3 separate regions of the Homo sapiens genome follow, and all the other regions are linked to region 2. Evidence: chromatin loops called from intact Hi-C (ENCODE). Cell type or tissue: ascending aorta. All regions are shown on one strand. Region 1 overlaps CFAP221 (cilia and flagella associated protein 221). Region 2 overlaps SCTR (secretin receptor). Region 3 holds the start of CFAP221 (cilia and flagella associated protein 221).

The links. A loop is a pair of places that touch in the nucleus more often than their neighbours do. Peaks named below come from ENCODE experiments on the same cell type or tissue, not always from the same donor. Only the 100,000 strongest peaks of a DNase experiment are listed, where the experiment ranks them.
Region 1: a loop joins it to region 2, with 2.1 times the contacts of the local background. A loop is called at or near these places in 4 of 110 quality-filtered maps.
Region 3: a loop joins it to region 2, with 7 times the contacts of the local background. A loop is called at or near these places in 3 of 110 quality-filtered maps.

What each region holds. Positions count from the first base shown.
Region 1 is chr2:119,638,038-119,646,037 of GRCh38, forward strand. CFAP221 (cilia and flagella associated protein 221) reads left to right here. Exons shown (of 24, transcript NM_001271049.2): 20 at 222-380; 21 at 1,744-1,835. Among named protein-coding and RNA genes, the nearest start is that of TMEM177, 37 kb to the right of the region's middle. In ascending aorta, a CTCF peak has its summit at 3,714 (motif pointing right); a DNase peak (open chromatin) is centred at 3,724; H3K27ac peaks cover 771 bases.
Region 2 is chr2:119,478,182-119,486,181 of GRCh38, forward strand. SCTR (secretin receptor) reads right to left here. Exons shown (of 13, transcript NM_002980.3): 3 at 630-737. SCTR-AS1 (SCTR antisense RNA 1) reads left to right here. Exons shown (of 2, transcript NR_147847.1): 2 at 7,658-8,000. Among named protein-coding and RNA genes, the nearest start is that of SCTR-AS1, 5.7 kb to the left of the region's middle. RefSeq lists an enhancer at 2,758-3,269. In ascending aorta, no CTCF peak of the experiment used is centred here; DNase peaks (open chromatin) are centred at 4,576, 4,910, 5,350 and 7,400; H3K4me3 peaks cover 432 bases; H3K27ac peaks cover 5,016 bases.
Region 3 is chr2:119,540,856-119,548,855 of GRCh38, forward strand. CFAP221 (cilia and flagella associated protein 221) reads left to right here and starts at 3,594. Exons shown (of 24, transcript NM_001271049.2): 1 at 3,594-3,655; 2 at 5,230-5,415. The coding sequence starts at 5,277. RefSeq lists a silencer at 3,538-3,647. In ascending aorta, no CTCF peak of the experiment used is centred here; DNase peaks (open chromatin) are centred at 3,506 and 3,636; H3K4me3 peaks cover 1,376 bases; H3K27ac peaks cover 1,081 bases.

The sequences.
Region 1 (8,000 bases), 160 kb after region 2:
TTAAGCCAGAAAAGTGACATTTATGAATGACTATGATTTTTTAAACGCTGCCGACTTGAAGACACCTCTGCTCTCCTGCTTCTCTTTTCCAGACAAGCTGACATGGAGTCACAGAGTGTTAGTGCTAGTGGGAGCCACAGACAGCATTAGCTGATGCCTGTCCTATGCCTGGCTTAGAAACTGGTAAACAGAAAAGAATATTTTTTCCCTGTCTTCGGCAGAATCCCAACCCAGGATTATTTGCTGTAATGCATCCTCTGACCTATGCAGAAACGTTGATAGATTACCATCTATGCTCTCACCCCAAGTACAAATTCACCAAAGAGTCCCGCCACGGGTCCAGCATTCCTGTCACCCAAAAGCAGTTTCTCCATCACACGGTAATGTCATCACCAGGCTCACTGGCAGAGTGACCCTGGGCTGCAGGGAGGGGCAGGGGACAAGGACAGGGTCACAGCTGGAATTGCGACAAAGGTTTGCCGCCACAGCTGCAGAACAAGAATGGTAACACCGCCCCTCATACCGCCAGCCCTAAAGGGGTACAGGTGGAGACCCCGCACCGCCTTGTCCTGACCACACCTGCCTCTCGGGCTGCCTGCTACCCTTTGTCAACATTCCTCTGGAAGGCTGCACCTAATGTTCACGTGTTTGTATTTCAATCATGTAAAAACAGCCACACGGTATGCACAACCGTTGGTCTGACCTCCTCTCTCTTTGGCCCCAAGTGTAGAAACCAGAATGGACAAAGTAGTGGAGTGACACATGCAAAGAAGTGGCTCCAAGGAATTACTTCCCCCCCAGGGAACCACCCTGACCTGAATATCCCCTGACACCCCTTGAGGATTATCCTCAGGCCCTTCAAGCTCAATTAACCCTTAACTCAGATTATGAGCTCTCTCCCCACTTCTACCAGCCACACCCTCAACTGCCTCCTCTTCCTGTGTCACCTACTTGCCTTTCTGTTTTATGGACTTTGTGTAGTTACCCATGAGATCCTTTCCCTCCTTCTCCCCCATTCCCCTCATCTAACCACCCCGGGGGGGTGGGGGGGCGGGCACCGGTGTGCCACTGACACACTGATGTGCAGACCTCCCTCTAGTCTAGCCCTTGGCCCACTGCTGCTGCAGTCAGCCTTCCCTTCAGAGAAATCTTCCTTATGCACGAGTTGATCCTGTCATTTCCTGCTCGAAAGCCCTCCGTGGGTCCCCGCTGCCTGCTGTAGCAGCTCCAAGCTCATTAGCTTGGCCCACAATGCCCTCGTGACCTGCCTGGCTCTCCAGCCACATTCCCTTCTGCCTCTATCATGCACCCTGCACTCAGCCCAGCCGGGGGTCTCCTTGCAGCGCTCGCCTCCCACGTGGCGCGCGTGTGCAGCTCTCCTGCCTGGAGTGCTGCTGGATGAACTGCCATCCTCTCCAAGTGTTGCATTAGCATCACATTCACAATAAACAAAATAGATTCTAAGGCCGCAGCTGCCCTCCATCCCGAGGACATGTTGCTTGTGCAAGTGCCTAATGAAGCAAGGGAAGCAAACCTCGCCTTTGTCTCTAATTCTGTGTTGCACTGTTTAATGTGCTTTGCTGAAGCAATTGCCTTTTTGCTTCAGAAAAATTCAAACTGAATGAAATTACAGATTTTGGTGCTTAGCCTTTTAAGTCTGAAAAATAGTTGAATAAAACAAAAGTCCTTCAGAAACTTTACCTCACCAAACAGTTGCTTCCCATGTGCTGACTTTCCTTACAGGACATTATTCCCGGAATAATGCACTGGAAAAGCTTCCAGTCCCTGGTTCTCTCCTCCCTGCCGGACCCCTCCAAGATGGAGACCACAAAGAGGTAAGCACAGCTCATCTGTTTGCTCACGAGTATGTGTGCCCCATGTATTACAGAGGCAATGATCCCCAAAAGTTAAATGCCAATAATATGTCAAACCATACTTTTAAAGCATGAGAGAAGTTTGCTAGTCAAAGAAATTTGATGATGTGTAACTGATTTTCATATTTGGAATTTATCTTGAGATACACTTCTTTGAAAAGTAATGTCCTAGGTGACGAATTGGCAATGCTTGAGTACAAGTAGACAACCATTCCATATAATTCAACTGAAATATTCATGGTCAATCTTTTTAAAATTCATAAATTGCGGCCTGGGTGACAGAGAGAGACTCCATCTCAAAACAAAAAAAAAAAAGGAAAAAAAATCATAAATTGCCAAGATTAGCCTTCCGCAGTCTCTGTATCCAGTTCCAAAGGATCCATGGCCCTCTTGTGCCACAGGCTGGCATTCACTGTGAGACCATGGCAATCCCCACACAGAAAACAGCCCTGCTCCAGATACACAATGGGTAGATCAGAATATTGTTGGATGATGAAAGAAGAAACTTAGAGTGACTACATTTTTGCTAATTTGCTTATTTAATAGCTCTTCAAAACCATAAGATATCAAAGAAGTAGCCTGGTGCCTTTTCATTAGACTCTGCCTGGCCAATCGCTGACTCCTGAGCCCTTGAATTCGCTTCTTCAGTTCACTATCCTTATAAATACAGCTAAGTGAGTGATTGGTGAACAGATGTGACTGGTGTCCCAAAATGATTATCATCAGCTGTCAAACAAAGTTCCAATCCTCTGATCCAGAATGAGGCCCACCCCAAGGTGGCAGAGCCCTGGCATGGCTCCAAGAGTGGCCAAGAAACCTGAGCTCTGCCACCAACCAAGATCAGTAGGTGATCTTTACACACACCCCAGCTCCCACTCGGGTAACCTGGATCCTCTGACTCAGAAACTCACCAGGGAGGCTACATGACCTCCAGGAGTCATGTGACCTCAGCCATGCCCCTTGGCCAACTCTCTGGGCCCAGTCCTCTTGTCAGTAAGACAAGGGGATTGGACTTGTTGCAAAGGCCATTCTCAGCGTTGATGTTTTAATTTTAGTAAGAGTACAAGAGCTCACCCAACTTGTAGTGTACAAGTGCAGCCGTCCCATCCACCCACATCCACCCACACCTCCCCAGGTATTTGAGGAGATAGTTGGAATCTGGGTTGTGACCCCAGAACACTGAATTTGACTTCCTCCTTCATCATCTTCATTGAAGGGCTTCATTGGTAAGCTCTTCCTGAACTAAGCCAAATGCAGCTGTACGTCATCTACGTCAAGGCTTTCCCATGTGCCGTCCCCTTGGGGTCACTTCCTTAGGGCTTCTCTACTCCTCTCCTTTGCCTGAAGATTAGCATGCGGTAAACAAAAAGCACCCAGCATAGGATTTGGGACATGGCAAGAGCTCAAAAATATGCTTCTTTCCAATTATTATACTTCATCCTTTCCTCAACCACCCTATTGCCATCTGAAAACCAGCATCCTTGTTCTACATTTTTAGCATATTTCTAGAATGTCAAATCTCCAGAACTGGCGGGAACAATGGCATGGAAGAGAGAAGGAAAGCTTTGGCATGGGAGAGACCTGCCTCCATTGTACACTGGATGTATCACCAGTTCAGTCCTTGGGCGAGCTACGTACTAATGAAGCCCTTCGAGCAATAATCTCCTCCTCTCTGAGGGAGAGGCAGTGATGGCATCCTCACATTTGTGTGTGTGTGAGGATAAAAGTGCAATGATCTTGTGAAGCATCTAGCATCATGCCTGGTGCATGCTTAGTAACTCTTCTCTCACTTCTACCCTCCTTCCCCGCCCACTAAGCGGCGCAGTCACTCCATCGCCACCAGATGGCGATAGTCCGTCACCACATTGACAGACTGCCTCATTTTGCTGCGGGGTGAGGATGCTTCAGAACTGACCTATGCAGTCAGTAAACCGGGTCTGGGGTGCTGTCAGCACACTGAATAAGAAAAATGAGGAATGGTGAGAAGTGGCGACCCGCTGACCATGTCCACCCGTTGTCAGCGTGTACCGTTCTTGAGAATCAAGAAAAAGCATCCTATTTTCTTTCCAAAGCAATGTCCTTGGAAAAAAATCTCCCGAGGCTGTTCTTTCAACAAGCAGTGAGAATGCAGTTACCTTGGGCTTGAATAACCATGAATTAAACATGAACTCTCCATGAATTAAAGAAAACTCTCGAACCATGAGTTGTTACTTTCAGCTTATGTGCCTGAGTGCTCTTGTTGGGCCAGTTTGTTTCTAAATAAACTGCAGTTGCATAACAGCTCATAAAATCAAGGGAGGATTCTGTATCTATCTTCTTAGCATGGATTTCCACGGGATGTAAGACTCTAGGTCATGTTTTTATTTCTGAAAACAGGTACAAAATAAGAAGTGTAATTCCTTTTTTAAGTTCTGTCTTAGTTCGTTTGGGCAGCTATAATAAAATACCATAGATGTAATTTATGAACAACTGAAATTTATTTCTCAGTTCTGGAGACTGGGAAGTCCGAGATCAAGGTGCCAGTAGACTTGGTGTCTGGTGAGGGCCAGCTTCCTGGTTCCTACATGGTTGTCTTCTCACTGTGTCCAAACATGGCAGAAAGGGGAAGGGAGCTCTCAGGCCTTTTTTTTTTTTTTTTTTTTTTTTTTAGATGAGATATCACTATCTTCCACGCTGGAGTGCAGTGGCATAATCATAGCTCACTGCAGCTTCAAACTCCTGGGCTCAACTGATTATCCTTCCTCAACCTCCCAAGTAGCTGGGATTATAGGTGTGCATCATCATGCTCAGCCAATTTTATTTATTTATTGTAGAGATATGGTTTTGCTACATTGCCCAGGCTGGTGTTGAACTCCTGGCCTCAAGCAATCCTCCCACCTCAGCCTCCCAAAGTGCTGGGATTACAGAAGTGGAGCCACTGCACCCAGCTTCTCAGGCCTCTTTGATAGGCACTAATCCTATTCATGAGGGCTCCACCCCTATGACCTAACCCACCTCCCAAAGGCTCCATCTCCAAATACCATCACATTGGGGGTTAAGTTCTTGTTATTTTTAATGTAAATAGGGATAGGGTCTTGCTATGTTGCCCGGGCTGATCTCAAACTCCTGGCCTCAAGTGATCCTCCCACCTCGGCCTCCCAAAGTGTTGGGATTACAGGTGTGAGCCACTGCACCTGGCCTGGGAGTTATGTTTCAACGTGAATTTGGGGAGAACACAAAATTCAGTCCATAGCAACTTCCTATAAATCCATTAATGATATTCCAACTTTGCAGCCATTTTGCTTGAATAAATTAGCTCCTATTACTTACGAGGTTTGCCTTGTATCTTTTGCCCCTGACAACTGTTTGTTGTTAAACCATGCAATATAGTTAGTGTTTATTTATTCCAAGTCATTTTTGTATTCGTAATAATCGAAGCAGCTCATTTATTTCTTTACTCTTCAGTAAATTCAGAGATAACTTGTTAAATCTCTTTGGACTTCCATAAAATCAGAGAGTCAGTGACAACTGAAGAAATTATCTAACCCAATAGTTCCCAGACTTTCTGATTTCATAGATGAGTGAAATGTCCAGAAGAACTTTGGGAACTGTCTTGGCATTGTCAGGGTTTTACTTTGTCAAGTAAGGACATTAAATATATATATGATTTTTTAGATGGAGTCTCACTCTGTCACCCAGGCTGGAGTGCAGTGGCACGATCTCAGCTCACTGCAACCTCCGCCTCCCAGGTTCAAGCGATTCTCTGCCTCAGCCTCCTGAGTAGCTAGGACTACAGGCGTGGGCCACCACACCTGGCTAACTTTTTGTATTTTTAGTAGAGACAGGGTTTCACTATGTTGGCCAGGTTGGTCTCGAACTCCTGACCTCAAGCAATCCGCCCACCTCAGCCTCCCAAAGTGCTGGGATTACAGGCGTGAGCCACCGTGACTGGCCAGGACATTAAAATTAAACAAAGCAACAGCCAGAAACATTGGTTTATGCCTATAATCCCAGCACTTTGGGAGGCCAAGGCAGGAGGATCACTTGAGGTCAGGAGTTCAAGACCAGCCTGGACAACATGGTGAAACCTCGTCTCTACTAAAAATACAAAAATTAGTTAGGTATGGTGGCGGGCACCTGTAATCCCAGGTATTCAGGAGGCTGAAGCAGGAGAATCGCTTCAACCCGGGAGGCAGAGCTTGCAGTGAACCAATATTATGCCACTGCACTCCCGCCTGGGCAGTGAAACAAGACTCCATCTCAAAAGAAAATAAACAAAAATTTAAAAAATAAATAAAAGCAAAACAAATTTTAAAAATGCCCAACCACCATCTACTGTCATCACTATTTCAATTTTAAATGAATATATTTAACACACACAAAAAAAGTGAGAGGAACTGGTCTCAGAATTTAAAAACTGGGTAAGTTTTGCTTCATGAAAAGCTCTTGGTTGCTGCCATTCCATTGTGCTAGACCAGCCTGGTCCCTGGCGAGCGGCCCAGACCCTGAACTTCTCAGTCACTCTTCTTAGTGGGAATTCCCTCTGACTATACATGTTCTAAAGTAAAGTTTTGGTAGAATTTTCTAATATAACCTGGATTCTTTATCATGAAGTCAGTTACTAACAAGGATAAGCTCTATGTCTCCGGGCCCAGGTTTGTTTTGGTGGGAAATGGGATTAAAGACCAAAATCTGGGTGCTATGTATACACATTGCTTCTGGGGTGGGGCAGGGTTTGCTTCTTGGCCTATTCAGCAGACAAAGTCAGGGATACACACAAACACACACACACAATGTACACACAAAGATATATGCAACATACATATATATGTAATGTATGTGCATATAAACACACATATACATATCCATATTTTAGAAAGCATGAATTCACACCAATGCCTACAGTTCCAGTCCATATCCATAGAGTTATTGCTTGCTTTCCACCATTCCATATTTGTATCTCCCTTCTTCCACTGTGAGAAACCTGGCTTCTAATACATTTACTTACTCAATCTTATAATACATCAAAAATCATTTCAGAATTGCTTGATCCATAACCACCTTAATAAACATGCAAAATAAGTTCAGATTGGTTTCCAGGTCCCCCCCCCCACCCCCTCCCACCCAAGTCTTTGGGTATGTAGTCAAATAACTTGTAGTAAGTTACTTGGGTAATTTCTTTTTCTTTTCTCTTTCTTTTCTCATTCCTTTAGCTCTCTCTCTCTCTCTGTCTCTGTCTGTCTCTCTCTCTCTCTCTGTCTTTCTTTCCTTCCAGTGTGTTTATGGAATTTCTGTGAAGTATTATGATTTGTTTCAGTTTGCTTTCAGCCTTTGTTTTTTATTTCACTTTCTTATTGATTTAATTTTATTTTTTCAATATTTTGAACATTAACGTTTTCCAAACTCAAAACTACATTAAAGGCATATTCAGGGAAGTGTCCCTCCCACCTCCCTCCAGCCCCTGGCAGGTAGCCAGCTTGGTCTTCTAATGTATCCTTCCTGTGTTTCTCTTTATAATGGTAAGCAGAATATATACATTTTTCTTTTTTTCCCTTCTGTCTTATACAAAAAGTGGCATTCTAGATATGCTTTTCTGCATTTGTTTTTTTCACTTACTATCTCCAGAAAGTCATTCTATATCAGCTCACAGATGCTTTCCTCATTCTCTTCCCATTAGTCAAAACCATGGTGCTATAATTTTTTTTTCAGCCAGTCTTCATACTTGACAAGGGGGTGCATTTTTGCACAATAACAAAACAAAGATAAGAATCTTATCACAAAGACATATGTGCACACACAAAGGAGCCATCAATTAATCCCTGCTTTCCATTGCTGCCTCCTGCCCTACCTTCAGCCTCAGCCTTTCCAGCATCTGTGAGGAGGTCTGTTTCCTTCCGAGTGGGCTCCAGGCTCTGTCATTCTTCGCTGTTTTTCATGAGACAGCATTCTCTAGGGTTCTAGAAATTTATTCCAGAAAATGATTGAAAACTTTTATCCATTGATTTCTTTTCTGTTGTTCTCTTTGCTGTTGTGTGTTCGGTTTTTATTCCTTCTATATCATCTGAAATGTGTGTATGGAAGGAGTCGAGACCCCAAAAAAGTGCTCATTCCATCCACTTGAAACAAAGAGCTGTTGCCAAGTTTAAA
Region 2 (8,000 bases):
TTTACTGGATCAAGGGAAAAGTCCTGTGATCTGCAGGGGGTTTATGATGAATAAATGAGCCCGTATGTACATATAAAAATGTCCAGTGCATGGTCGACTTCTAATCAATGTGAGTCAACTAGGAAAATTCTTAAATCCGCAGCTGTCTTCTGGTAAGACAACCCCTCGCCCCAGGAGGCCAGGGGCTCCCAGGGAGCCAATTTCTCAGCAGGGCCTGACAGTGGAAGGAAGTATTTTGGAAGGCCAGGCCATTAGGGAGCCTGCCACTACCAGGAGGGGTTCCAGACATGGGGACTGGAACAAGGCCCCTGGTTGCTAAGGGGGCAGAAACATGGAAGGAAGGAAGAGAGCTCCTAGCTGAAGGGCCTGGGGAAGACAGAAGCAGGCCCAGCCTCCCTTATCGCCTTCCCCAGTGCACTGCCTCCTGCCCCCTTGCTTGACACCCTCAGAATTTGAGTCCACCCCACATTCCCAAGCAAGGCTTCTAATCCTTTGCAGTGATCTCCCCCATCATTGTACCCATACTTGTCCTCAGAGAAGGTTCCTTGGCCTCCTGCCTCTAAGCTGAGGCCCCACCCAGAGGGACACCCCTCAGCCTGTCCGCCAGGCCCCATGGGCCGAGTGGTTACCATTTCTGCTGGTGAGCATCCGGAGGAATCTCGGGCATTCCACCTCCACCATCCGGCCCGGCACAGAAGAGGGCCAGCAGCTTATGTTGTCCCACATCCCCTCACAACCTGCCAAGAAAAGCAGCATCAGACAAGGATGGGGGATGGACCGAGGGCTGCCCTACCATCCTGTCCACATCACCGACACCCTTGCCTGCCTGGAATTCCCACTAGACTACTTTCAAAGCTCTCATTAGGTGCTGACTCCTCAGGATCAGGAACCTATCCTGTCTAATGCACCCTTGGACTCTGCCATGTACACGGTAGTGCTCAGTGTTGAAGATAGAAGGAAGTAAGAAAGGGAGGGAGGAAGGGAAGAAGGAAAGAAGGAAGGCGCCCTCTCCTATAAGCTTTGCAAGTAAAGGTCTGGATTTCTCTGGAGCAGATGGCACATCTGTTGGCCAATCAGTTTGCATTAAACAACTAAGCAGCAATGGGTCTCCCTTCTAGCTTCATGGTACGACTACCTGGGGAGCTTTAGAAATAGACCTAGCCGGCGTGGCACACAGGGATCCTGCATGAATTGGTTTGGGTGGGCCCAGGCATCATGTCCTTTGAAAGCCTTACAGGTAATTCTAACGTTTGACTGCAGGGTTGAGAACTCTTGTCCCATGATTCTCAAACTTCAGCTTGCATCAGAGTCACCCAGAGGGATTATTAAAACACAGATTGCTCAGTAAGTCTGGGGTGGGGCCTGAGTATCTGCATTTCTAACAAGTTCCCAAGTGATGCTGATGCTGTTTGTCCTGGGACCACACTCAGAGCCACTGCCCTGGCCTATGGACACAGCTCCACAAGTGTCACCACTGTATTTGCTGCAAGAATATTATTGAGGATGTTGCTTTCTACATCACTTGAGTTCCCTTGATGAGGCCCCTCTGGAAGGAGAACCAGGTCTCAATGCAGTGAGAAGCTGAACTTATTGTGAACGACTAGTATACATAGACACTACATTTGAAGCTGGTTTCCTCTTTGATTTGGCTGCTAGGAAGCTCAGAGCCAGATGCGTGGCCCACTTCTGAAAACTGAAAGATTTTAAGATGAATAAAAAAAATTACTAGGTGTTTTCAATGCAAAACTAGGCATTGTCTAAGCACAGCCTTCTGGATTATCTGATTCAATGGGGTGTCAGGTCTTTTATTGTCTTCGAGCTACACTGCAACTCTGTAAGTTCTAGATGATTGGTAGCAATGCAAATGATTCTCGTCCATAGGCACAATAATTATTGTCCAGTTGAAATACAATTAATTTCACTTCCCTCCCTGTGTATTCAGTCAGCTTTGCATCTATTTGTAAATTCATGTTATCATTCTGCCTTATAGGTATGGTACTGTATTAGTCTGTTTTCATGCTGCTGATAAAGACATACCTGAGACTGGGTAATTATGAAGGAAAGAGGTTTAACGGACTCACAGTTTCACATAGCTGAGAGGTCTCACAATCATGGTGGAAGACGAAGAAAGAGCAAAGGGACTTCTTACATGGCGGTGGGCAGGAGGACACATGCAGGGAAACTCCCGTTTATGAAACCACCAGATCTCATGAGACTTATTCACTATCACGAGAACAGCATGGGAGAAACCTGCCCCCACAATTCTATTACCTTCCACCAGGTCCCTCCCATGACACATGGGAATTCTGAGAGCTACAATTCAAGATGAGATTTGAGTGGGGACATAGCCAAACCATATCAGTTACTTTGAATGCTATGAACCAGTGATAAGATCTTACTGAGTCCCTCACAAATTAAACAAGCTGTTCGGCAGGTATTCATTTTATATTTGTGTGTGAGCTGTGACTGTACTGTCTTTTAAGACATCATTTCACATAACAACTCACCAATTCTCCCAAAGTTGATCCAAGGGCAGCCACACAGGGAAACTGCTTCCTGCAACAGACTTCTGGAACCCGTGCCCTCTGAGAGGTCATCGCTGGGGTCAGGCTTGGAAGGGGCTAGAAATGAGCTGAGGGACACCCATGAGGCGAGCCGCAGTCAGCGCTCCTCCCGTTTGGGGAACATGGTGCAGGGCAGAGCCCAAAAAGAAAGAGCCAGGACTCAAGTCGGCCGACCCGGCCTCCAGGCCTCCCCCACCTTGCCAGCTGCCCTGCTCACTTGCTTATCTCTTGTGGGAGGACCGGCACCTCCCTCCTGAGGCTATCCAGAGGAAGAGCTCAAAGCCCAACTGAAAAGCCTGCCCAGAGCAGGCACTGGGACTGGCAACCCCTTTCCCGCTGGCCTCCCCAGGCCTGTTCCTTTTTCATCTGGATTCAGGAGGTTGGACTAGGCTGGGTCCCCTGAATGGCAATTCTTAGCTCTGGGGACTGGGCGATGGATGCGGTGTGCAGACATTGCGGGAGTACCCAGATGGCAAATGCTCAGCTTTTTTAAGGAGCAAGAACCTGTTTTTAGGCATCAATCTGACCAGACCCAAAGCATCCATAGTGTCCTTGACCCCTTCATCCCCTCTAAGTGAAATCTCCCTGGTGACCTGTCCCATTGCAGAAGTGTGACCCTCCAGCCTACATCAGAATGAGCTGGGTGCCTGTCAGAGATATGCAGATCTCTAGGCCCCAGATCCTCCTTGTGAGACCAGACCCAGGAATCTGCATTTTAAGAATTCCCCAAAAATGCCGCTGAAGTGGTTCCAGGGCTTGCTTTGAGAATTTCCACTCTGAGTCTCCCTGCTCCTCACAGCTGAGGGTTCCTCATTTCTAGGCTTAGCCCTACCCCTGGCTCCCAGGAGCAATTCACAGAGAGTGAGACAGGCAGTCACAGACCCACCAGTGGGGGTCACTACCAGCTGTGTCTTCACCTTGGTACCTGGGTACAGATGCCTCCCCCACCACCAGGCAGAGAGCCCAGGAGAGCACGCCCCTGTGCCTACGATGGGCCAGGCATAGCACAAGTGCTCAGCAAACACAGCAGATGAACAAATGAAGGGACGCCAGCTGGAACCACTGCCTCCCACACCAGTCCCGCCAGGCATCCCTCATAAACGGGCTTTCACCTTGACACCCAGTTGACTTCTACATTCTGCATCCAGGGCCTGCCAGCTCTGGTGCTGTGCTGATGGGGAGGAGCCCTGTGCGTCCCACACTTGAGCTCCTGTAATCCCATGGCGGTGCCCCCAGTTCCCGATGTGCCTGGCTCTACCCCCACTTTATAAACGCAGCAATCAAGCAGAGCCAGAAGTGGCTTCCCAGGCCACACAGCCAGGACATGGAGGGGATGAAAGCTGTCTCCACCCAGCCCTCCACCCACCTGACCAGTCTCCAGGTGACACCGGCCCCAGCTGCCAAGTGCCCTCCTTGTTCAAGCCAGGCTCTGGGAACTGGAGAGGGACAGAAGGGGTAGGGAACGGTAGGGTGGGCCGGGCCAGGGCCTGGGTTAGGGGGGATGCTGGCCTAGAGCGGGGCAGGTGTGGCCTGTTTCTCCCTGAAGAGAGGCCCAGCCCCTAGCAGGAGAGGGGAAGTGGGAGGGCCCAGAGAGGAACCCAGTCCTGAAATCAGGACGCCTGTGGGGGCTTTGGAGGCGGGGCAGTCCCAGGAGCCACAAGGGCAGGCTGCAACCATGAGCAAGGGTGTCGTAGAATTGTAGAGGGACACAGAAGGCAGTGTGTGGGCGGAGCTTTCACAGGACAGTGGAAGCATCTATGAGGCCAAGGGGCAGGGGTCTGTGTCCTTGGAGGCATATGGGAGATGAGGAACTCCTTGGATGTTCCAGAAGCTTCACCTGCAAGAGGAGGAGCCGGAGCTTCTCTCTGCTGTGCACTCCCCAGGGACGGCTCCGCCACTATCCCGAGGCTGCCCGTCTACATTCCAGCTGTGGACGCTGCTGGCTGGGCCTGAGCAGGGTCTCGGGAACTCAGCAGGCCTGCCGGGTAACCCTGGGCCTACCCAGATGCCTGTGGGATGGGGACTTGGTCCTGAGGACCCTTTACGGACAGCCCACTCTGTGTCTCCGTGCTGACCTAGCCTGGCACCTGGAGTCTCAGGAGGCCAAGGGTGACCCAGAGCCCTCTTTCCCTGTGCGGCCGTCTCAGGGTTGCAGCAGGATGCCTCGTTTCAAGTTGCAGCTCCCCTGCCAGCTCGGGTCAGCCTCTCTTGCATTGGAAGCAGCTGGGGCATTTCCAGAGCATGGAAAAAGGCAGGAGCCTTTTGCCTCACTTGTGGAAAAACAGATTCAGTGCTGGCTGGACTGGCCAGGTCAGCCAGGGTACCAGCCGCAGGCTCCAGGCCATGAGGCTGGACAATGCCTGGCTGGTTGGCCAGACAGATGTGGACGGTGCCAGCACGTCTGAGAGGCTTCCTAACTTGGGTCACGTCAGGCAGGGCCCCCAGGGATGCCTGGGGACAGGCCATGCCAGGCCTGTGCTGGATGCACATCAGACATCCTGGAGCTGAGGTTGACAGCAGCTCAAGGGTGAGTAGGGTCACTGCCCCACGGCGGAGATGAGGAAGCTGAGGTTCCAAGAGGGGGAAGTGAGAAGTGTGGGTGACAGAGCTGGTGATAATGGAGCTGGGATCCCACTCAGCCTTCCCATCTCCCCAGCCTGGGACAGGCTGCCTCCTCCAGGCTGGCCTTGGTGGCAGCAGACCTGGCTGCTAGCCCCCCACAGTGTTGATCGTTTCCTGAACACGAGTGACACTGCCTTGTTCTCTCCCAGCCCTGGCTCCAGCGTCTGGGCACAGAAGGCACAGAACAGACCCAGGGTTTCCCAGCGTGCGATGAGCTCACCACTCACTGGTGGCCTGTGCTTTTGGCTGGTACATGGTTGAACATTTTTTCATAGTTGCACTTTTTTAAAGAAAATGTGTATTAGAAACATTATAAAACTAGCATATCACATCTGTGATTTTATAGCTACTATTGTTTAGGATGAGGCTAAGTTTTTTAAAAGTCCATTGATTGAAAGGAAAACATATGAAGGAAATCATAGCACAGGAGGTGCGTGGCTCTAGCCAGGCTGGAGGGAATGTGGCTTGGGGGAGCTGGACAGTCCCTGTGGCCTCCTCAGTGCTTGTGGAGGCTGCCTTGCACGGTCCCCAGGCTTTGAATGCAGCATCTCAGACTCCACTCCGGGACTCCCCAGTCCCCCAAGCCAAGCAGGAATGGGAGGCAGGGGAGAGCGCTCCCAGCTTAGCTTCGGATACCTGTCCTGGCTCTGGCCTTCCCAGGGAGCCCTGGCAGGGAAGGGACACAGCCCAGGACTAGGGTCATCCTGGGCAGTTTTAGTTCCAGAGCAGCACAGCTCACTGCCTGACTTGGGGGTAAGCGGCATTCATTGAGATAGGGGATGGGGGAGCTTTGTCAATAGGGCCACACTTACTGAGCCACGAGGGAGGGGTCACCGCCCCAGGAGAGCCAGGGCTAGAAGGAATATACATTAGCTGTGTGGGCAGGCAGATCCAAAGCATGTGAAGAGCAGGGCTTCCCACGCCTCTGTCGTCTCTGATGGCCACCTCCGCCACCAATTGTCTGGCTGGAGGGGATGGGATGGAAGGCTGGGAAGTTTAAGTGGGGAAACAAGAGAAGACAATGCCACCACCTGGGGAGGAGGGGTTGCCTGCCCCAGTGCCCGTGGCCCAGGAGGACAGCATGGGATACCAGGTTGAGGGAGGTGGTATGGTGGAGATAGAATGGGCTTTGGACCCAAGCCTACTTTGGGTATGACACTTAACCTCTGTGAGCCTCAGTTTCCTCATCTATAAAATGGGCACAGTAATATTTCCCAGGATTTTTGAGAGAATTAAATGATATGTGGGTGCGGTGGAATACTTTCTGATCCATCAATCTCTTCTTTTTTCTTCTCCTGTTTTTTTTGTTTGTTTGTTTGTTTTTTGCCTTTTCTCTCTCCTTCCTCCTCAGATTGAAGTCACAGAGAAAGGCAGGAAAACTTCCTGGCTTAGGTTTCCAAAGGCCTCTGGGGGATGAAGAGGTATGCTGGGATAATCAAAGCACTTGGGAGAAAACAGAAAAAGAGCAAGAATTCCCAGAGACTGGGGAGAGATGGAGGGGAAGTGATGAGCTGGGACATGGAGGGTTCCAGAAGAGGTGCAAATACCCTGCTGCCCAGCCAGCCCTGAGGAGGTGGGATGGCCCAGAGGAGAAACAGCTGTGGGGGCAGGTCTAGATGGGCAGACCACACACAGCCTTGCCGAGCCCATGCCTCCCGGCAAAGCACAGGAGGGGCCAGTGGCCCAGGATAGACAGGGCTCTGCCAGTCACCACCTGTGACTAACACCATCATCAGCTGCAGGCGAGATCCCCCTGAACGTGGTGGTGCTACGTGAATCTCTAGCCACCTGGGAAAATTGCAGGGGAAGATCCAGAAATGTCTGCCATCCCAGGAGAATGCAATCAGAATTAAAGTCAGAAAACGGAGAAAGTTCTATTTTTGCCCAAAGGGGTTTATAGATAAAGATTCCTGGTCTTTATATTTGTGGAGCCCCTGGCCCTGGGCCAGGTCTGAAGCAGACCCAGCAATGTCAGCTTCCTCTGTCCTGCCCACAGGGATAGAGAGGTGGCCCCAGAGGCAGGTCTGGGTGGGTTGGGGGAGGACTGAGAGAGGGGAAAGGGCCATCTCAGAGGGCAGGACAGTGCCTGGGAGTTTGCCCTGCATTCACCTGGCATGGAGCCTCTATCCTCCAGTCCTCTATTTATAAATAAGCTCAGATGGCCTGATAAAAACCTGGGACTATTTCTGGAGCAATGTGTCAGGCTGCAGTGGCAGGGGGCCAGGAACAGCCCGGCCCCCGGGGCCATGCTGAACTGGGCCACTCACACCCCTCCATGTCCCTGGTGCTCACTTCATCGGCTGATGGGGTCACCAGGGAAGCCACAGCTCCTCTTTGTCTTGGCCTTGTGTCTGTCCTCTCCTACCTTCTGCTTCTGCCGGTGTTTGCTCTTTCCTCTGCCCGCGGACCGCCACATCCATCTCTCAGGCACTTCCACTGCTCACCCCCACTCATCCCTTTCTCCTCCCCAGAACCCACAGTGGCTTAGGACGAGCTCCTGCACAGCGGCCTGTTTCCCAATTGCATCGTGTATCTCTTTGCCTCTCTTGGCTCAGCCATGGCCCCAGCCCCAGGCCATCCAAGGGGCAGCCTGGTGAGGTTTCTTCAACTTTGCTAATGACTTGACCTACAGTCTTAAGTCAAGAAGGTGTCGCTCTCCTTTGTGATGGCTGGACGCACAGGAGCTGTGGTCAGGATGGGGCTAGAGGAGCTGAAATCCCAGGGCAACAAGGGTATTTAAAAACACATCGCAGGAGAAACAGCTAAAGAGTCTTGGAACCAGGAATCATAAGCTGTTTGATGGGATGAACTATC
Region 3 (8,000 bases), 63 kb after region 2:
CTGGGCAACACAGTGAGACTCTGTCTGTACAAAAAGTTAAAAAAAAAATTAGCCAGGCATGGTGTCATGCACCTATAGTCCTAGCTATTCTGGGAGGCTCACCTGAGCCCAGGAGTTCAAGGCTGTAGTGAGCTATGATGGCGCCACTGCACTCCAGCCTGGGCAACAGGGCGAGACCCTGTTTCTGTTGGGTGGCGGGGAAAGAGTGTTAAGGATGTTGAATTTTCTCTTCTGTACAATTTGAAGCCACCAAGGGGTTTTAAGCAAGGAAATTAACGGCTCCCCACGTATTACTGAAGCTTATAGCTTCCAAGCCTTTTATCACGCTTGTCTTATTGCACTCATATGGCAGATGCTGGGACACCTTTGTGTTCCACTCATTGTAAATTCTATAAGTGAATTTAAATTCAATGAGTGAATTGTGTTCACTCATTGAAATAAATAAATGTGGACCACATAAATAAATGGATTAAATAATTGATTATCTAATATAGCTATAATTATAGGGCTCCATCAGTTTAATTATTCTCAAACTTTAATGTGCCTATGAATCTTCTGGGGCATCTTATTAAAATGCAGGTTTTGGTCCAGTAGCCTGAACCAAAGTCTGGTATAGCCCAAAACTCTGCATTCCTAACAAGCTCCTGTGCCACAGTTTACACCTTGAGAAGTAAGTGTCCAGAAGTCATTATATGTCAGTTGTTTTCAGTGGGAAGAAAGAGAAAATGGAATGCAAGGACCAAACAAATAGAAGTGAAGTGACATCATCCAGCCCCAGGGTCTCTCTGTCTCCTTGTTCTCCTGTCCTTGTCACCTCTTTAACACTTGGGCCCCTCATGGCCTCTGATGGCAGCTGCAGTTCCGGGATCATTTCCTGACACTAAGAAGTCAAGAAGAAGAAAGATACTGTATCTATGTATATCTTCTTAGGAGAAAGAAAGTCTTTTCCAGAGGTCCCCAGAACCCTTTTCCTGTCCCCGTGGCCAGAATGGGGCTACATATACAACCCTAACTAAATCATGGGCAATGTCGGCAAGGGGATCAGGAATTCCATACTTGGCCTGGATTGCATTGTTTTGTTTTGTTTTGAGACAGGATCTCTGTCACCCAAGCTAGAGTGCAGTGTCATGATCATAGCTCACTGCAGCCTCCAACTCCTGTGCTCAAGCAATCATCCCACCTCAGCCTCCTGTGTAGCTGAAACTACAGGTGTGAGCCACCACATTGGGCTAATTTATAAAATTTTTTGTAGAGATGAGATTTCACTATGTTGCCCTGCCTCCTCTCAAACTCCTGGGCTCAAGTGATCCTCCCACCTCAGTATCCCAAAGTGCTGGGGATTACAGGCATGAGCCACCATGCCTGGCCTGGCCTAGATTAATCAAGGTCTACTGTTAGAATTGGGGACTGGGGAGAAACTTCAGGAAAGCTGTGGTTCCATTAGAAAGAAAGTGGAAGGAGGCAACCAGCAGTGTCCACTACACTATAAAATTCAAATGGGTTTACTTCTTATACAGAGACCTATGGGTTATCCATATATATAATAGGAACTTTGGTGATTTTTCTTAAAAAAGTTAAATACCAATTAAAAAGTGTTACCCAATATCCATTAAAAAGCATATGGAGTCTAAGGCAGAAAAATTGCTTGAGGCCAGGATTTCAAACCAAGCCTTGGTAACACAGCAAGACCCCCACCCCTACAAAAAATTAAAAATAAAAAAGTATATGAAAACAAATATCTCATGATTTGTGCTGGATGGAGAGGTCTGGGACTGTGGGAAGCATAGTACCTGTTCTGAAATCTACAGCTTTGTACCAACAAAACAGAAGGAACTAAAGCAACCTACTCTATAAACAAATGAATTGTTTCACCCCCTTGGCCAACAGTTACTGAGTAATCAATATGGACAAAGAACTGTGTCAAGGTGGCCGAGCGCCGTGGCTCATGCCTGTAATCCCAGCACTTTGGGAGCCGAGGCCGGTGGATCATCTGAGGTCAGGAGTTTGAGACCAGCCTGGCCAACAAGGCGAAACCCTGTCTCTACTAAAAATGCAAACAATTAGCTGGTCGTGGTGGCGGGCGCCTATAATCCCAGCTACTCGGGAGGCTGAGGCAAGAGAGTCTCTTGAACCCGGGAGGCAGAGGTTGCAGTGAGCCAAGATTGGGCCATTGCATTCCAGCCTGGGCAACAAGGCAAAACTCTGTCTCAAGAAAAAAAAAAAAAACTGTGTCAAGGGCTCTGGGAGATCCTAAGACAAGGTACAGTTCCCTCCCCCAAGAATTCTGCAGTTTAAGTCACAGACATGAATCATGTTGGGTGCAATATAAAGATAGTGGAACAGAGGGTTATGGAAGCCCAGAGGAGGGAAAGAGTCTTTCCGGACTGGTGGGTTAGAAGGAGGGTGGGGAGGAGAGGAGACCTTATCTACAGCTAGCCTTGAAAGATGGGGAGATTTTTAGTAAGTAATAATGGTAGGGGACAGAGAGGAATTGGAGAATGGGAAGATGGAAAAAATGAACATTTCCCATTGGGAAAGAGCAGGGAGGGAATATACGCATCCAGCACAAGTGGCAATGTAGGCAAGACAGGTACCCTCACTGGACTCTTACTATAGCCTCTCGTCAACATGAAGCCATAAGTAACATCAAGCAAGTATCAAAGCCACACAAGGAGGGAGTGAGACAAGGACAGTTCCTGGGAAAAGAGAAGCTTAAGCTGTCTTTGAAAAAAAATAATATTCATGGATGAGCAGGGTGGAATGGACCAGGGCAGGAGGTCAGAGGAGCGGGCACGGTTTCATGTTTACAACCCCTAAATATCAGTATCAAGGACATAAACAGTTTCTTCAATGAATAAATTGCAACAACTAACAAAGAAATGAAAGAGGAATCTGTTGATGAAAAGAGACCTAAAAGACACATCAATCTATTCCAATTTGCAAATTGTATTTGAATTCTGATTCAAACTCTAAAAATAAATATGAGATAATTTGAAGATGTTAATAAATTATAATTTTTAAGGTATTGTGGTTTTTTTAAGAATCCTTATCTTTTGGAGGTATATTTTGAAATATTTATGGATGAAATATCTGGGATTTTCTTCAAAATAATACAAGGAGTCAGGGAAAGATACGGATGAAACAGGATTGGCTAGGATTTGATCATCGTTGCAGCTGGGTGTTGAAGATCTATTTTACCCTTCGGTCTGCCTTTGTGTACGTTTGAAATTTACCGTAACAGAAAATGTAAAACAAACTACAAGAAAGTGGGCGTCGTGAGTGATGCCTGTCAGGTGAAGCCCCGCCCACTGGCTCGGGCGGCTCCGCCCCGTCCGTCTTCTCTCCCGCGCTCCGCTCTTGAAGGGTTCCAGTGTGTGGTGTTTCCAACTTTCTCATGTCCCCTCGGGAATCCATTCGTATCCCATGCCATAAGTCGCGCTGTCTATTCTTGACCAGGCCCGGCAAACTGCTCCGAGCTCCCAGGAATCACCCGCCGCCTCCGGTCGTGGCCCGCAGCAGCCCGGCTCCCCCGCCCTGGGGCGTTTGGTCGCGCCCGGCCGCCGGCCCTGGGAGCGCGTCCGCGTCGTCATGGCGACGCTCCGAGCGGGCGCCGGCGCTGGCGCCGGCCGAATCCGGCCCGGGAACCACCTCCAGGGTGAGCGGCCAGGGACCTGGGGCCCGGGTGGCCCAGGGTCGGCCGCTGGGGCGCCGCAGCCTAGCTGCTGAGGCGACCGAGCCCCGGGTGGTGTCCAGCCGCAAGTCGGCCGCGGCTTGGGTCCGAGGAGAGTCGGGCCCAGAGGGTGACCTGAGGATGGTGGGGGGAGCGGTGCGCGGGCCTGGGGCGACCCTGACCCTTAGCAGGAGTGGAATGAAAGGTCGCGGAGGGGAGGAGGCGCTTGGCCGGGGCGAGAGGGCCTGCCCGGGGTGAGAGAATGGGGCGAGGGAACGAGGGTGCGGCGGTGAGACCCGGAGCCAGGCCTACCGGGGCGGTGGGCGAGCCGGCGTGTGGGCGGCGTGGAGACCGCCTGGCTCCTGGGCCTGCCTGAAGCACAGGGGATGTGAGGCTCCGGGAGGAGACGGGCTGCAGGCTGATCCTAGGGCTGGCGTTGAAGGGCTGGAGGGAAGGGAAGCAGGTGAGGAGGGGGCCATGCAGCCTTCAGCGATGCTATGAGAGGTGGTGCGAGGGGAGGGGAGAAGAGGGGAGGGGAGGGGAGAACTTCTTTCTGAAAGTTATTGTTAAGCGCCTTCCTTCATAGATTCACTGCCTGTCGCTTGATGTTGTCCGTCTTGGGAGTCTGAAGCTATGGGTCTTCTCCAGAAAAAACAAAACCGAAAAAACACACAAAGATCCACACTAATTAACATTCCATTTCAGAGGCTTCGCCGACCAGCCCCATGGCCTGCGCAAGGGCCCCAAGTTAAGAGATTTAGTTGTGCAATATATAAGGGAATGTGAGATTTGTAAAATGTTGTTACAGGGTTATAAATTATTAACACCAAATGAGTAATAGAAGCAGTGATTGCTAAAGAATGTTAAAGTGTGTTGGGATCACTGTGAACTTCATGAAGAAAGTGGAACTTAAAATGAGTGTGTTAAGGGAAGGCAAATCGGACACAGGGTTCGACATGAATCAAGATCCACAGAGCTGGAATACCCCCATGTCTGGCACCTGGCTGGCCGTAGGTTTCACCACCTCCTCATCACCCCCTCCTCATCACCCTGTTAGCAGAGGGATGGAGGAGGGTGACTCTGAAATGCCAGTGTCCTGTAAACAGTGCCTCCAAATGTTAAAGGCTTCCATAGTCAAATATTCTAAGAAACTCATTTGGAGAAATCTCTGAAAGAAGAGTCTTATTTGGAAGTCTTATTTAACTGTTTACATCAATACTTTCCAAACTTGTTTGACTGAGAGCCTTTATTTTTCCCTTCTCGGGCCCCTGCAATGAACTCAAGAAGCATCTCAGAAGTACATTTCAGGAAAAGCTCCTGGGGAGAATCAAGGACCACAGAAGGGTTTGGAGCAATGGCATGACATTGGGTTGCAATGGGTTATGTAAGAAGATTAATGGGACAGCCATGTGTGGGAATGGAGTGGCCCGCAGAGAGGAGAGCCAGGGAGGGCATGAACCACAGTAAACCACACAGAGACGAGGTACATTTATCAAAGAAAGAGAAAAAATGTGCGTGGTTTCTCATGGATGATTATACTGCTGCTCTTTCCTCCCCAGGACATGACCTTTGGCTCTAAAAAGAAGACTCCATTTTTCATGATAAAATGGCAGTGGTGAAAACCCCCAGCAGAGGACTAAAGAATGCTAAAGAACCCTTTAATAATGCATCACCCCATCTCTTGAAGAACCTAGTGGAGGAGCCGAAAAAAAGAAAAGAAGTACCTAATCACCTCCTAGAATCAAGTAAGTGGCTAGAAGACAGATTTGCTTTACAGCTCACATCTTCCCAGGCGAGCCAAAGTCCAGAGAGCATAATGGGACTTTTAGTGCTGATTTATCTATATCATTTTATAGGCTTATACTAATTTTTATTACTAAGAACAGTAGTTCTATTTAGATCCATCTGCTTAACTGATAGGTTTTTGTGGGGTATGTAAATTAATCAAGTTCTGTTGCTTCTACTTCTTCTAATGTCTTTCCTATCTGCTCCCCTTATCTTGTTTCTCATGTTCAGCAGGCAGCTGGGACTCCTCCCCCACCACATTCTCCTCCTGTCAGTTTGCTTTCTAAAATCCTGGCTGGCTTTTATCCCTAATCTGCTCAAACTCCCAACAGTCCCCCTTGCATACAGAATAAAGTCACAATTCCTTTGCTTGGCCCCCTTCACTGTCTGATCTGAACCTGTCCACCCAGCACCATCCCCATCGCCATGCCCCACTCATTTCCAGCTCTGGCTACATGAGGTTCCTTCCTGTCCTTCGGACCACAGGCATTTTAGACCTTTTTGCCTTTTCATGTACATATCCTGTGTCTGGAAAGCCTGGGAAATCCTATAGCTATTATGGAAAAGGATAATCATTTTGCCTACATTTTTCCCATTCAATCCACACAACAATACATCATGAGGTAGGATCTATTTACGTTTTACTCTTGGAGAAGGTGAAACTCAAAGAGACCACATTATTTCCCCAACATGGCACACCTGGTAAGTGGAGAGCTGGTGTTCAGCCACCAGAGCCCTGGGTCTAGCTCTTAACATGCTTGGTTACCCACCACTCATCTTTTAAAGCCCATCTCAAATGTGAGGACATAATAGTGTATTTGGATATGCTTCTTTTGTCACTGTAGAACTTGTCAAGTGAAAATTGATATACTTGACCATTTCTGGGCATTAGAAGAAAAATGCCAGTTTTATATCTACTTCGTGGATCTAAAATAAAATCTTTCAACATTAAAAAAATCATAGAATAGGCCAGGTGCGGTGGCTCACTCCTATAATCCCAGCACTTTGGGAGGCCAAGGCGGTTGGATCATTTGAGGTCAGGAGTTTGAGACCAGCCTGAACAACATGGTGAAACCCCAACTCTACTAAAATACAAAAATTAGCTGTGTGTGGTGGCAGGCGCCTGTAATCTCAGCTACTTGGGAGGCTGAGGCAGGACAATCACTTGAACCCAGGAGGCGGAGGTTGCAGTGAGCCAAGATGGCGCCACTGCACTCCAGTCAGGGCAACAGAGCGAGACTCCCTCCCTCTCAAAAAAAGATAATCAATCAATAAAAATAAATATAAATAAATTTTAAAATTACGGAATATGGTAATTTCAGTGCTTAAAAATGACCAAATAATAACCTACAGAGATCGTCAGTTCCCCTACCACACCAGCCTTAACCCATTGTAGCTGTTCAGTTTGGCCCAAGTGGATGACAGTGACAGCTCACCTGGTGAGAAGAAAAAAACATCAAATGTTTCACACCCACTTCAGATGTATCCTAGAATTATGATGATCAAAGGGATGGGGTGAAGGTGTCTGTGCCTCATAAGATTTGGATGCAGTCAAAGTCAAATGTTATTATTTGTAAGAAGGTGGGCAGTACATTCATGAGGAAGGCAGATTACTGGTTGGAATCAGACAGACCTGGGGTTGATTTTTTTGTTTGTTTGTTTTTTGTTTTTTTGAGACGGTGTTGTTCTGTTGTCCAGGCTGGAGAGCAGTGGTACAATCACAGCTCACTGCAGTCTCAATCTTCTGGGCTCAAGTGATCCTTGCACCTCAGCCTCCCATGTAGCTGGGATCACAAGCGCACACTACCACACCCAGCTAATTTTAAAATTTTTTGCAGAGACATGGTCTCACTGTGTTGCCCAGGCTGGTCTCTAACTCCTGGGCTCAAGCGATCCTCCTGTCTCAGCCTCCCAAAATGCTGGGATTACATGTGTGAGCCACCATGCCTACCTTTTATTTTTGATTACCAGCTGTGGGCAAGTTTCTTAACCTTGCTAAGTCTTACCTCCTTCATCTGTAAAGTAGAAATAATACCTACCTCAAAGGGCTGGAGTGAGGATTATAAACAAATGTATGCATAGCACTGCCTGGCACAAAGCACTTACATAGAGTGGGTTCTCAGCACCTTCTCCAAACATCTGCTCCTGCCTAAATAAAGAGCTGGGAAAATTTTTGTAGACCTGGACACTTTTGTGAGCTCAGCCGTTTAAAAGGGACATTCACATGACACCAAAAGCAGTTTGAGACTTACTGTTCCGAGTGATAACTTTTCAGAGCTTTAAGTTTTAATATTACTCTACATCACATTGTAATTCTAATCAGAGGAAATCAAATAATAAAAGTTAAATACATAGTAATAAACTTAAGTGTGCGGTGTTTGGATACTTTGATCTGGGTATTCATTATGTAATAAGTAATCTCAGTGCTAGGCAGAGCAAAGACAGGCCATGTGCTCTTTATGAGCTGGTGATTTATGACAAAGATGTGTACAAAATGTGTGAAGAGCAAATTCTTTTACTAGGTAACAGACAATCTACCTGACTT